3 separate regions of the Homo sapiens genome follow, and regions 1 and 2 are each linked to region 3. Evidence: read pairs that join two places in POLR2A ChIA-PET (ENCODE). Cell type or tissue: PC-9. All regions are shown on one strand. Each heading gives the region's core, and the rest is flanking DNA. Links, peaks and the distances in the headings are about the cores only.

The links. Peaks named below come from ENCODE experiments on the same cell type or tissue, not always from the same donor. Only the 100,000 strongest peaks of a DNase experiment are listed, where the experiment ranks them.
Region 1: POLR2A ChIA-PET joins it to region 3 with 6 read pairs; 2 of 35 experiments call an interaction of 5 or more read pairs at or near these places.
Region 2: POLR2A ChIA-PET joins it to region 3 with 5 read pairs; 2 of 35 experiments call an interaction of 5 or more read pairs at or near these places.

The regions. Positions count from the first base shown.
Region 1 is chr9:109,770,705-109,775,212 of GRCh38, reverse strand. PALM2AKAP2-AS1 (PALM2AKAP2 antisense RNA 1) reads left to right here and starts at 2,942. Exons shown (of 3, transcript NR_171891.1): 1 at 2,942-3,238. It also overlaps a transcript of PALM2AKAP2 not described here. In PC-9, for the core only: no CTCF peak of the experiment used is centred there; no DNase peak of the experiment used is centred there.
Region 2 is chr9:110,074,771-110,079,278 of GRCh38, reverse strand. The region is part of intron 7 of PALM2AKAP2 (PALM2 and AKAP2 fusion); the gene reads right to left. Among named protein-coding and RNA genes, the nearest start is that of C9orf152, 130 kb to the left of the region's middle. In PC-9, for the core only: no CTCF peak of the experiment used is centred there; a DNase peak (open chromatin) is centred at 2,228.
Region 3 is chr9:110,013,212-110,017,719 of GRCh38, reverse strand. It overlaps PALM2AKAP2 (PALM2 and AKAP2 fusion), which reads right to left. Exons shown (of 11, transcript NM_007203.5): 7 at 1,681-1,766. Among named protein-coding and RNA genes, the nearest start is that of C9orf152, 190 kb to the left of the region's middle. In PC-9, for the core only: no CTCF peak of the experiment used is centred there; a DNase peak (open chromatin) is centred at 1,789; H3K27ac peaks cover 1,411 bases.

The DNA.
Region 1 (4,508 bases), core at 1,161-3,660, 240 kb after region 3:
ATGTCAGTTGATCAACATGAGTCCCTAGAGGAAACTGGGTAGATAAGGAGAGTGTACGGGAATCAATTAGAGCCAAATGGTTAGAGATCATTCTACATTTATTTTGTTGTGGTAGTATGGACAAATCACATAATAGATTAGAATGACAGTTTCCTTACATTAAGATGGAAATGAAAATATGTGATGTCCAGTCTCATTGGGTTGTCATATCTGATAAGTTTAAATACTGTGTTATTCAGATGTTGGTCCAGAGTGGTAGTCCTGTTAATGACAAAAGTTTTGAAAAGTAGGATTAGGAAGTAGGAGGTAGATATGACACAGAAAAGACAGGAACTCTGAAGACAAGTTGGAATCTCAGCCCTCTCACAGGGATGTTGTAATAAATAAGGTTAACAGATGTAAAAGGCTTGTGATTGGCCATGGTAGGTGCTCTGGAAATGGTAATCTTGATCACTCAACCCAATCATTGCTTCATGAAAAATGCCATGGACCAACTTAAGTGAATGACTTCATTTTATCCACCCTTTTATGTAGGCTTTTTTTTTTTTAAGGGTTGAGCTATCGGTATTCTTAACATTCCTCCCATTAGTCAGTACTTCTCATTTTCCATCTTTTAAACAAGAGGATTCTGCCCTATGTCATTTATTATCTAGAAACACCTTTACTAGACTCTGCTTTTAATGATTCTTAGACATCTACAGTCTTATCTTTTAGTGTGGGTCAATCTAACAATTATAAATAAGAAGGAATTTAAAAATTTAAGAGGAGATAGATTAAATCCTAGGAAAATATGGGAAGAACAGCTTAATTTTTGAGTATTAGGAAGAGAGCTACATGCCTACATATTGAAGGTGCTCTGTGGTAGAAACAATTCTAGGTTTGGCTATGAATTAGCTACAAACTAGAAAGTCTTTGGGAAGGCCAGGTTCTACTCCAGCCTGGTTATCTGATGCCAGTAGACACAGTCAGGTCATTGGTTTCTCAGAGAGCTTAGGGGCCAGTCTGGTTTACCTTAGCACAATGACCACGATGTGCTCCGTCAGCTTGGAATCCCTTTTGGTAGCGTGGCCATCAACACTTTCATTGTTAACCATGTTTCAATAATGCCGTGTACATTCTGCAAGTCAGCACTGCTGACAAGAGAGAAATTTCCTGCGGGGTTGGCAGTGGAGGGATGGTGGCCTGCCTACTAAATCCTGTCCACCCTGCTGGCTGGGGAATGAATAATGAAATTGGGAAAGCCTAGCTTCAGCTCCTACCACCTATGGATGCTGTGCCTGCCTGACACCTTTGGGAATGACAGAGGTCTCAACTGCCCCTTGCACACCCTCCATATATTGACTAAATGGATCCTAGCCAGTCTCAAAAATTGCTCATTACTAATGTGTGACCCTCCCAGCCAGGGCCTCCCGGACAAACTGCCTTTCCCCAAAGCAGCTCATGGTAGAGTGGAATGAACATAAGACAAAGTATCAATCCTAGGTCCTAATCCTAACTCTGCCACTTGCTGTGTGACTTTGTACAAGTCACTTGCCTGCTCTGAACTGAGGTTCTCTATTTGTAAAATGGGAATAGGTTTTCCATCTGTAAACTGGGAACAGGGATAGCTAACTAGTCCCATTAGATTCTTATAAGTTTAAAGTTCGTGAATGAGAAAGTGCTCTGAGAACTACAAATGCTGTGAGAGTGAAGAACTACAGTGAAATAAAATACTTCAAAAGTAGGGCTTAGGGACATGCTGACTGGTTGGTGGGAAGATGTTTAGAAGGTGTTGCAGGCCAGGTGCAGTGACTCATGCCCACAATCCCAGCACTTTGGGAGGCTGAAGTGGGAGGATAGCTTGAGGCCAGGAGTTCAAGACCAGCCTGGGCAACATAGTGAGACCCTACCTCTACAAAAAAAAATTTAAATTAGCCAGGTGTGGCAGCATATGGTTGTAGTCCCACCTACTCAGGAGGCTGAGGCAGGAGGATCATTTAAACCCAGGAGGTCGAGGCTGCAGTGAATCATGATCGTGCCACTGCACTCCAACCTGGATGAGAGAATGAGAACCCCATATCAAAAAAAAAAGACTTTGCAACATTCTTTTTTTTTTGAGATGGAGTCTTGCTCTGTCACCCAGACTGGAGTGCAGTGGCACGATCTTGGCTCACTGCAAGCTCTGCCTTCCAGGTTCACGCCATTCTCCGGCCTTAGCCTCCCAAGTAGCTAGGACTACAGGCGCCCGCCACCACACCCGGCTAATTTTTTGTCTTTTTAGTAGAGATGGGGTTTCACCGTGTTAGCCAGGATGGTCTCCATCTCCTGACCTCGTGATCCGCCCGCTTCGGCCTCCCAAAGTGCTGGGATTACAGGCATGAACCACTACACCCGGCCCGACCTTGCAACATTCTATAGCCACTGTAGACTCAGTGCACCGGGAGAAAAGGTTGTGCTAACACATAAGATAAAATATGCTTTCAAGTTTTTGGAAGGGTTTCTAAGATGATCAAGCCAGTAAATGAAAATGCCAGCACCACCTGGGGCTCTCATTCACTCCTTGATGTTTCTCAGTCACTCCAGTGATTTCCCCTTCATGGGGTTTGAAGACCAACAGCCCCACATTCTGATCTACATATCTAATTAGCTTAAATACACGCAGAAAAGAGTGTAGCAGTCAGAGGATGAGATGGGAGAAACAGAGATAAGCAGAAGAGAAGGAAACAGAAAAACTTGGATCTTTTGTCAGTTGTGTGTGTGTGCCAAACCTATATTTGAATGCTGTTTGGTCTGTGTTTACTTTAATGTGTTCTTCTTTCTGCATTCATTCAGAGCTAAATTTATCCCACTAGAGAAGGCATACTTGGGGAGGTGGGGGTGGAAAAAGAACAGACACAAAGGCGGCTGCTTGACTGGGAGCCAGGAGCCTTGTGGAGTTCCCTGGAAGAAGACGGTGGTAGCCAGCACATGGAAGGTAGCCACTCCAGAGGCTCTGTGAGGACTCTGTGCAGACTTCACAAGGGAAGGTGTTTCCACAGGAGCCTCTGCGCCCTTCGCTTTTGAGAAGGAAGTGACCAGGAACAAGACTTTAGAACTTGTAAATTAGAAAAAGCAGTTCTATAACTCCCATGAGCTCCCAAATCTGGCCCAACCCTTCAGGAAATGAAGACTCAGCAGCTCTCTGGCCTCCCCAGGGAAAACAGTGTCTGTCCCCACGGAAAGAAGAAGGGCAGCTGGCAGGGCCACTTCTGCTGCAAAGGTGATCTTGCTTTCTATTGGAGGGTCATGCCAGTTGTTTATCTGCTGCGGTAATGCCTCTGGGGTGGGAGGGGAGGAGAGGGAGGTTGTTGCATTCCACCTTCTGGGTCGGATTAAGTATTGTGCCCCTAAAACTGGAGGTAGGATCATTAATGCTCCCTGGGCTGCGACCCAGGTGCCTCCTGTTGGTCCTTCATGATTTTCTTTCTTCCCACTCAGTTATCATCTTTCCTCCTCTAATGCCTTACTTCTCACTCCCCCAGAGTGAGCCCTTCTTACACTATTTTCTGTCAGTGGACAAGTCATTGAAATTGAGATAGCTTTTCCTGCGATCAGAGAGTTCTCTGTTAGAATTGAAGACCTTTCTGTAGAACAGGTAGTCAATTTCCATCTGGGACTCTGTCCATCATTATGAAACTTCCCTTCATTGATTTGGGGGAAGGGAGATTTCTAGGATTCTGGGATGGTTCTCCTTTGTTTTAGGCTCAGATAAGTCACCACAGCATCTTGCCAGAGTTTTACCCTGTATTTGGTGTCTAGTACCCTCCACTCCTCCCCAGAGAACTTGACACCTTCTTCATCTGTTCGTCCCATTCCAAATTTGGTGCTTTCTCATACCATGAGCTATGCTTGGAATGCAGCTCCCCCTCCTTCTTCTAACTTTCCAAGTCCCTTCTTGTTAACTTCACAGAGTTCCAGAAATCCCACCCCCTCTTGGTATGCTTGTCAGTCCCTTTGGGAAGGAAAAGGGGTTATCCCTCCTAATTCCAAACATAGCATGACTTGCAAATTGAATGCTCAACTTGCCACTCTTTCAGTTAATTCTAAAAATTATAAAGTCACAGCCTCGAAGGAGCTCTTGTCAGATTAATTGGTGTCCCATAAGCCACCATGATCATTGTTTGCATGTGATGAAGCTACTTAAGTTGGGAGGAAGCATAGATTGGACAAACCTGACCTTATCTTCCAGTTCTTACCACTTAATGACCTTGAGAATTGTACTTGACTTCTCTGAGTTTAAGCTATGCTGTCTGTAAAATGGGAAATACAATAGTATTCATTTCATAAGATTATTGTGACAAACAAATGAGATAATGTATACAAAGCTCCTGGCATATTGCAGATGCTCAATGAATTCTATTTTCTAATTATGAGCATAATCTTATCTGTTGACACCTGTATCCTTCTGGATGTTGACACCTATATCCTTCTAGATGTGTTTCTACATGCCTGTGTTCCAGTAAAAACTCCTGAGTGGCATGTTCAGCCCA
Region 2 (4,508 bases), core at 1,161-3,660, 61 kb before region 3:
GGTGATCTACCCACCTCGGCCTCCCAAAGTGCTAGGATTACAGGCGAGCTTGAAGATTAAAATAAGCTGTGTGTCCTCATGCCTCACTGTATACCAGAAAGATACACTCGCTTCCTATCAGATGAAATGTTGACCATAACCAGGAGATTTTTGAGGTACTTCATCAAATCATACAAAAGGGAAATAATATTTCTTGGCAGGCTAATAGGGAATAATCACTGAGGGAAGCAAAGTACTGATTTTAAAAGAAAACATCCTTATTCAGCCAAGGTTGAACGGCCCAGGGCGATATTTCAAATTAACTACACACGTTTCCTAAAATTAGTTGTCATAAGCAGTTGCTATTGTTGGACACCTTTGCCGACAAAGATCAGCTAAATGTATTTCAGCCTGAAAGCCAGGAGGCCACCACTGCCATTTTCCACACCATGAGAAATGTTCTTGGAGCAAACACTCCATGTGTATCACCAGCTGATTCTTTTCTAGATTACAAAGGGAGGTTGTTTACTTTTAAAGAACAAATTATTCAGCCATTACTGTTAATTATTTGAGTCAACAGTAGTACAAGAGTGCAAGTGAAATAGCTTCCTAATTAAAACAAAAGCTGTCTAAATTCTCCAGAGTTTTTATTGGAAATTACCCTCAGTGCAAGAGAATGAAAATAAAATAACAAACTGATACACGACAAACACTAAGAATATCTGAAAATATGTTTAAACCTACATTTGGGGCTAAATGCTCTTTTCCCGATCTGCTTTTAATGTCCTTTCAGAACAATGTGAAACAAAAACAAAACTTAAAAATTCATAAGTGCTAAAATAAAACAGTTATTTAAAAATAGATAAGAATACATAAATTCAGAAAAATTCACCATAGGAAAATATAGACAGAGAAGCTTTCCTGTATTCAGCAAACAGTGACCAAATACCTACTACATGCCAGACTCAAGGTTCTGGAGTGTTCTTCACTATGTCTAAGAACTCAAAAGAAGGTTGTCATGTAACTAATATAATGAAATGCATGTGCCCCCTGCCAGAATACACCCTGTCTAAATCAGGGGTTGATAAAGACAGCCCATGTGCCAAATCTGGTCGCCGCTGGTTCTAGTAAATAGTTTTATTATAACACAGCCACGCCTATTCATTTACATATTGTCTAAGGCTGTTTTCAAGTTTGAGCAGCAAAGTTGAGAAATGTAGTTATAACAGAGACCATATGGCCTGCAAGGCCTACAGTATTTTCTTTCTTTCTTTTTTTTTTTTTTTGAGACTGAGTCTCACTCTGTCACCCAGGCTGGAGTGCAGTAGCGCGATCTCGGCTCACTGAAACCTCTGCCTCCTGGGTTCAAGCGATTCTCCTGTCTCAGCCTCCTGAGTAGCTAGGATTACAGGCGTACACCACCACGCCCAGCTAATTTTTGTATTTTTAGTAGAGACAGCGTTTCACCATGTTGGTCAGGCTGGTCTCGAACTCCTGACCTCGTGATCCGACCACCTCGGCCTCCCAAAGTGCTGGGATTACAGGCGTGAGCCACTGCACTCGGCTAAGACCTACAATATTTTCTGTCTGGCCCTTTGCAGAAAACATTTGCTAATGCCTATTCTAAATCAAGATGTATCTGTAGGAGAACCACTGGGTTTATTCAAAATTTGCCCAAACAGCATTGGACTTCCAGGTAACGAGTTATGGAACAGTCACTGGATATCCTGAAGAGAGAGCCCTGACCCGCTGACCCATGAGTCAGAGACGTGAGATTAATGCCCAGCCTCACCGTTTACCTGACACATGGCTTTGTTAGTTCATATAACCCGCTTTCTGTCTAAGGTTTCTCATCTGTCAAATGGGAGAACTTGCCCACGTCACAAGATGTTAAAGTGTTTTGCTCACTGTCAATGTACAACCTCGAAATGAATGTACTATTATAGTAATTATGAAAGCTATCACTGAATGTGTACTTGCAATGTGCCAAGTAACATGCTAAAGGCTTCCTATTTGTTATTGTATTTCATCCACATCTAATAGGGTATCGCCCTATTAGAGGAGTACGACTACAGTCTTCCTTTTACAGATAAAGGAACCAAGGCTCAGAGAGGTTAAGGGATTTGCTTGTTGTCACACAGCAAGTAGTTAAGCTGAGAATCACACCCAGGATTGTCAGGCTCCAGAGCTTATGCTATGAGCTATGGAGAACATTGATTCCAAAACTCTGACTCACTGAGTGGTATCCACCAAATCTATCCACTTCACTGAATAAAAGGCCTACTGGAATTGTTTGAGACAAACGCCGGTCCTGGGCCTACCACAGGGGTGGTATACATTGCGTGACAGCCTCCTTCATGTGCTACAGGTTATGAATTGCCCACGAAATAAACATTAAAGCTCTATCCATACAGGCAAGTGAAAGGGAGCCCCAAGCAGTGATACTGTAATGTTACCTTGACAGATGCCAGGATCAATTTCAAATGAATAAGTAACCCATAAAAAGTGGCTCAACACACAAAACTCGGAGGTGGCCTTGTCTAGCTGGTCTTCCATATGCATCTAAACATCATGTGTGCATGATTTGGGACCCTATATTTTTACTTAATAAAGCACATCTGACCAAAATATTACAGATAACTGAAAAATAATAACATAGGATATATTCTGTAAGTTTTTATTTTATACTCCTGTGTTTCAAAAATGAAGTTTCATTTGGCAACTAGTGAGATTTTATTCTTGCCAGTTTCATCCTTTTGAAAAGCATCCTTTTGGAGGTATATATACCTATATATATATATATATATGTAGAATATATATGATATACCTATATATCCTCAGGAGCCTATATACCTATGCTAGTTTACCCAGTATTTTATTTCCAGGATTCTATCAGAGAGAAAATAACCAGGGATGTTTATAAAACATAAATACAAGGATGTTCACTGCAGCCTTATTTATGAAGATAAACACTAGAAACCATCAAATCACCAACATAAAGCATTTATCTAGGTAAAATTCGGTGGAATATTTTATAGCTATTAAGGACCACGTGTAGAAACCAGACTAATTCACATGGAAGGAAAAATATTCTTTACAAATGTCAATGTCATGAAAGACAAAGAAAAAGGACTGATGAGCTTTATCAGATTAGAGGGTGATAAAGAGACAATATCAAAATACAAAGTGTGATCCAGGATTGGATCCTGGTGTTGGGGTAAAAAAATGCTAGAGGTCACTTTGCAAAAACTGGCAAATTTTGAAAAACCAAGTTTATATTAGGTAATAGTATTGTATCAATGTCAAATTTCCTGAATTTTTTTAACACTTTTGAGACTATATAAAGTAATATAAAGGGGCATGATATCTGCAACTTATTTTTAGAAGGTTCAGAAAAAAATATTAAAAATTATGCATCTGTATATAATATAGACATATATAAATTATATAACATGTCAAATATGAGAAATGTTAACAATTAGTGAAGAGAAAACAAAAATTCTTTGTACTACTCTTGCAACTCTTTTCTAAGTTTAAAATTATTTTAAAATAAAAAGGTAAAATATCTGAAATTTTGCTACATGGGAAAATGCTTATGCTAAAGTGAGTAAAAACATTAGGATCCAAAAGTCCATTGTAGAATAATGTTACAAGCATAGGGGCAGCTTTTACAGGAGCGACTATAGAGGTTAAAAAAAAAGAAAGAAAGAAAAAAAGAGAATGAGGGCAGTTTAAAATATACATATTAGGAGGAAATAAGTCTAAATGTTACCAGTGGCACGTCATTTCTGAGTGGTAAGATTTGGATTGAGTTTTCTTTTCTTCTTTTTATAGTTTTTTATGTCTACATTTCTATAATAAGCATGCATTATTTTTATAATTAGGAAAAATGAAATATTAGAGGGAAATTATATGTTTTTATGAATTACATAAACATCTGATTCAGTTTTCAAACAATTTTATGTACTAGCTTGATAGTGGAATTTGAAGATAAGGCATCTAAACCCTAGATAAAATCCTGTTTACAGCAGCAATACCAAATTGGTAAATTTTACAACAAATTAGAAATTATTTTCCATTCAAGCCTTAGAAGAGTAGGGATGAACTACAGGTAAAAGAGTAGGGGTGAACTACAGGTCTGGTGCATGAAACAGCTGGCACACCGACATTCGGCCAGAATTTTTTCAAGATTGTCAATTGACAACAAAAATAAATTGTGCCCGCATTCAAGACACATTCTTCTAATTCATCTCTTACAGTGACTTTTTTTTTTCTTTTTCTTTTTCTTTTTTTTCTTGAGATGGAGTCTCACTCTGTCGCTCAGGCTGGAGTGCAGTGGCACAATCTTGGCTCACTGCAACATCTGCCTCCTGGGTTCAAGAGATTCTCCTGTCTCAGCCTCCCAAGTAGCTGGGATTACAGGCACACGCCACCACACCCAGCTAGTTTTTGTATTTCTAGTAGAGACGGGGTTTCACCATGTTGGCCAGGCTGGTCTCGAACTCTTGACCTCAGGTGATCCACCTGCC
Region 3 (4,508 bases), core at 682-3,181:
GTTTGCTTTATAAAAGCAAACTCCAGTCTTTCTGACTACTTGAATGTCTGTCTGTACCACATCTGCAGCTACACTGGCAACATGCTGTCTTCTCTCCCACTAGCAACTCTTCTCAAAAACTAATTCTCCAGATGATAACAGATTTTGAGATAACAAATCTAAATCCAACAGGTTTTACTATTGGCACCCATTCCCCTTCGTCCAATGTGGTCATAGACTGAAACTTGTCAATCATTGCAATAATAGCCAATAAAACACCAACATGTCATTGCAATTTATATTATTGTCTTACAAATTCTGCTAAACGTAGTGATAGTTCTTTCAGCACTGGATAGTTACCACTTAGATTAGTTGACTTTTTGACTAATCAGGCTACTATCCTATCTTTCATTTAGCTTTACTATGGTAACATTTGCTTGCTTTCTCTACCATTTGTAACATAGACAACACAAGTTTAGCCTTCACATTACAAAAGAAAACTTGAATAAATCCATGCTGTATATTCTTTTGTACAACTTCTACTAATAGATCCAGGAGAGAAATATCTCCAGTTTGGCTCATGCCTGTAATCCCAGCACTTTGGGAGGCCAAGGCAGGCGGATCTCGAGGTCAGGAGATCGAGACCATCCTGGCTAACACGGTGAAACCCCGTCTCTACTAAAAATACAAAAAATTAGCCAGGCACGGTGGCTGGCGCCTGTAGTCCCAGCTACTCAGGAGGCTGAGGCAGGAGAATGGCATGAACCCGGGAGGCGGAGCTTGCAGTGAGCCGAGATCGCACCACTGCACTCCGGCCTGGGCAAAAGAGAGAGACTCCGTCTCAAAAAAAAAGAAATATCTCCAGTTACAGCTCTATATAAAATAAGACATTACTTCTTATTTTTCAAAGAAAAATTCATAAGTAGCATATATTCAAATTATAATCATTCAAGCAAGAATGTTAGAAAGCCCTCCCACCCCCATCCTTTGTTAACTAATATGTTAGCAGAGTTCTAAGAGAGGAAGATCATTCCTTTGTGTTTAATCCCGTAACAGAGGGGAAATGGTGGCACCTCTGATAACTTTTGCTACAGATTCTTTATTCTGGCCAGTGCTTACAAATTGATGCATTTAATTTGAACAGTGATAGTTAAGTGGATTTCTAGATGACTCATTTTGTAAACCTTTGGCCATTAGTGTTTCAGCTGGAGTGGGCCATGTGCTGCCTTCCTGCTGACATCAGTGGAAATCTTGAGCCAAGATCAAAGCTACTTTATGCCTCTCTGACCTTTCCTCACAATGCACAGTGGGGCCTGAATTCTCAGATCAGAATTTTCAGATTTGCTCCACTGTGCCCACTGGGGTTACCATTTACAAATAGCTTACGTGTAGATATTCACTGAAGACCCTACGACAGGCCCATTGGAAATCACATCTTAGATTCTGGTTTTCAAGCAGTTTCCTAATCCAGATCCCAAGTTTCAGACGAGGTCGGGCATATTCAGGGTGGTACGGCTGTAGACCAGATCCCAAATTTCAGAAAATCTTATGTACGGTTGCCTCCCTAAGACCTCAGTGAGTAGAGAGAGAACTCTAGCAAGGTGGATTGGTAGTGTTCATTTTGCCCCCAGAAAAACCTGCCATCGGCTGCCTTTACTCTAGAGATACACTTTGAGAATCAACCTGAAGAGAATCCCTTACCTTGATAGTCATGTCTGGGCCGGATGTTTCTGTGGCGTTCGAGGCTGACTCACCTTCCTTTAGCAGCACATTCTCCCACCCGACTCCTGAAAGAAAAAAAAGAAGTGCCATTTGAGCCAAGTCATTCAGCTGACATGGATACACAGTTGTTATTGCTCAGATTACAATCCCATGTGACTTGTAAAGGGAGCTGATGATGACCTATAGCTCTATACCTATCTTGCAGTTACTGGGCTAGGAAAACTTCCTTTCAGAAGTGTAGTCCTGGAGCACTTCTTTTGTTTTTACCTAATCTCCAATTTAGGATCCATTGTCTAAATCCTATATCTTATAGAGAGCTATTCCTAGCCCAGGGTGGAGAAGAGGCTGGGATGAACTCTTCGTCTTCTTCTTTTCATTTTTATTTATTTGTTTGTTTATTTATTTATTTATTGAGACCAAGTTGCACTCTTGTTGCCTAGGCTGGGGTGCAATGGCATGATCTCGGCTCACTGCAACCTCCGCCTCCTGCCTCAGCAATTCTCCTGCCTCAGCCTCCCAAGTAACTGGGATTATGGGATTACAGGCACCCGCCACCACACCTGACTAATTTTTGTATTTTTAGTAGAGATGGGGATTTCACCATGTTGCCCAGGCTGGTCTCGAACTCCTGACCTCCGGTGATCCACCCACCTTGGCCTCCCAGTGTTGGGATTACAGGTGTAAGCCACCCTTCTGTTCTTCTCCACGAACTCTTCTTCTTCTCCAGTTCAGGCCTCATATTGAGACTCATTTGGGGCTTTAAAGTGAATCCCAGAACACAGAAATACACACATCTAATTCAATACCCAATAGATATGACTCCAGATTTTTCTGTGTTCTCAATATATCTACTGGAAATAACTAAGAATGTGTCGTCACTTTTAAAATCTGCCCATGTTCTCTCTCCAAGTCTTTAGAAATGCTAATGTTTCTTTCTTCTAAAGCTACCCGATTGTCTCCAAGAGTGGACATCCGGCAAGACACAAGATTTTGTTTTTTCTAATATCAAAGAAAAGATCAGGGGCCAGTGTGGTGTTTTGAAATATCTTTAAACACAATATAGTAAAATTGTACTAATTCAGATGCAGTTATGTACGTGAATAGAGTTAAAATGATCTACATTGGTGAAAAGTTTGAAGAAATGGCAAGATATATGTGTGTGTGTGTATATATATATATATATATATATATATATATATATATATATATATACATTTTTTTTTTTTTTTTTTTTTTTTTGAGACAGAGGACAGAGTCTCGCTCTGTCGCCCAGGCTGGAATGCAGTGGTGCAATCTTGGCTCAGTGCAACCTCCACCTCCCAGGTTCAAGTGATTCTCTGGCCTCAGCCTCCCAAGTAGCTCAGATTACAGGTATGTGCCACCACACCCAGCTAATTTTTGTATTTTTAGTAGAGACAGGGTTTCACCATGTTGTCCAGGCTGGTCTCGAACTCCTGACCTCACGTGATGTGCCCACTTCAGCCTCCCAAAGTGCTGGGATTACAGGAGTGAGCCACTGTGCCCAACTGGCAAGTGTATATTTTTAAAAACCGTAGGTTTATTGCAAGAATAATCATCTCCTTAAAGGTTAATAAAGCAATATTTGATAGAGTTTTTCAGAGTCTCCTTTAACAAGCAAATACAAATTTTATGATTGGTATAATAACTGTTTAGAAATAAGTGCTCATAACCTAATGTATTAAAAAGATTATTTTCTTAAGGAGGTTAAAATTATCTGTGTAATATTTGTTTACATTATTGATTTTCCTAAAAAAATACTTTTCTCTAAGTATTTAGATAGTTATCTAAGGATAGCTCAAGAACAATATTCATCCCAGAACTGTGTGAATAACCCAAATTCCAAAATTTCAACTGTCTAGCATTATGTTAAATCAGGATTGGCCATCTTTCTTCTGCTCGTCACATAGTAAATATTTTAGGCTTTGAGTTCATAGCATTTCTGTTGCAACTTCTCAATCTGCCCTTGTAGAGTGAAAGCAGCTACAGACAACATAGAAACAAATGAGCATGAGTATGTTCCAATAAAACTTTATTTACAAAAACAGCTAGTTTGTCCCATGAGATGTACTCTACCAGCCTCTGTGCTAAATCAAGAACCCAGAGATGTGTAAGATTGCCATACTCCAGCATTTCTAGTAAGAATCAACTGAACAAAAGGTGATGAATGACTAATAATTACTTGAAATTACATGATGCTTTAAGTAAATTAATACGAAATTAATGAAATTTTAATGTATTAACACTGGTTACTTTTTAAAGTTTACATTCTGGGTCCTTGAGAGCTTCATTTCATAGGATATATGCACAATGAATTACTCAAGACCTGTTTGGCTATAATTCAATTCATGGTGCAAATAGTTGTCCTCTCTGACTAGGTTGCAGGAATTGGGTCAGAGGAGTGTTGTGCCTTGTTCTACACTTTCTTCTCAAGGAATTGCTGCAAGGAGATTGTCAGCTTTATCTTAAATGCAAGTTTATAGAAGAAAAATCTTTGCTCCTACATGAATAGATTATTTCCTTGACATGCTTTGCTTTTAACCGACTAATAACCCCTCCTGCTTTAAGCCACTTTTGATACCTGTTGGATTTGGCTGGCAGAGAGACACAGATGTTGGGCATGATGGACAATCAGATGATACTTCACTTATGTAAGAGTCTGAATTACTGTTCAGCAAATATTCATTCTCCTCCTCTCCTGCTGTGGGAGAAATGATCTTCCCTGTCTCACTGATGTTTGCTTTGGCCAAAGGGATGTTAGAGGGCATAATGCAAGCAAAGGTTTGAAA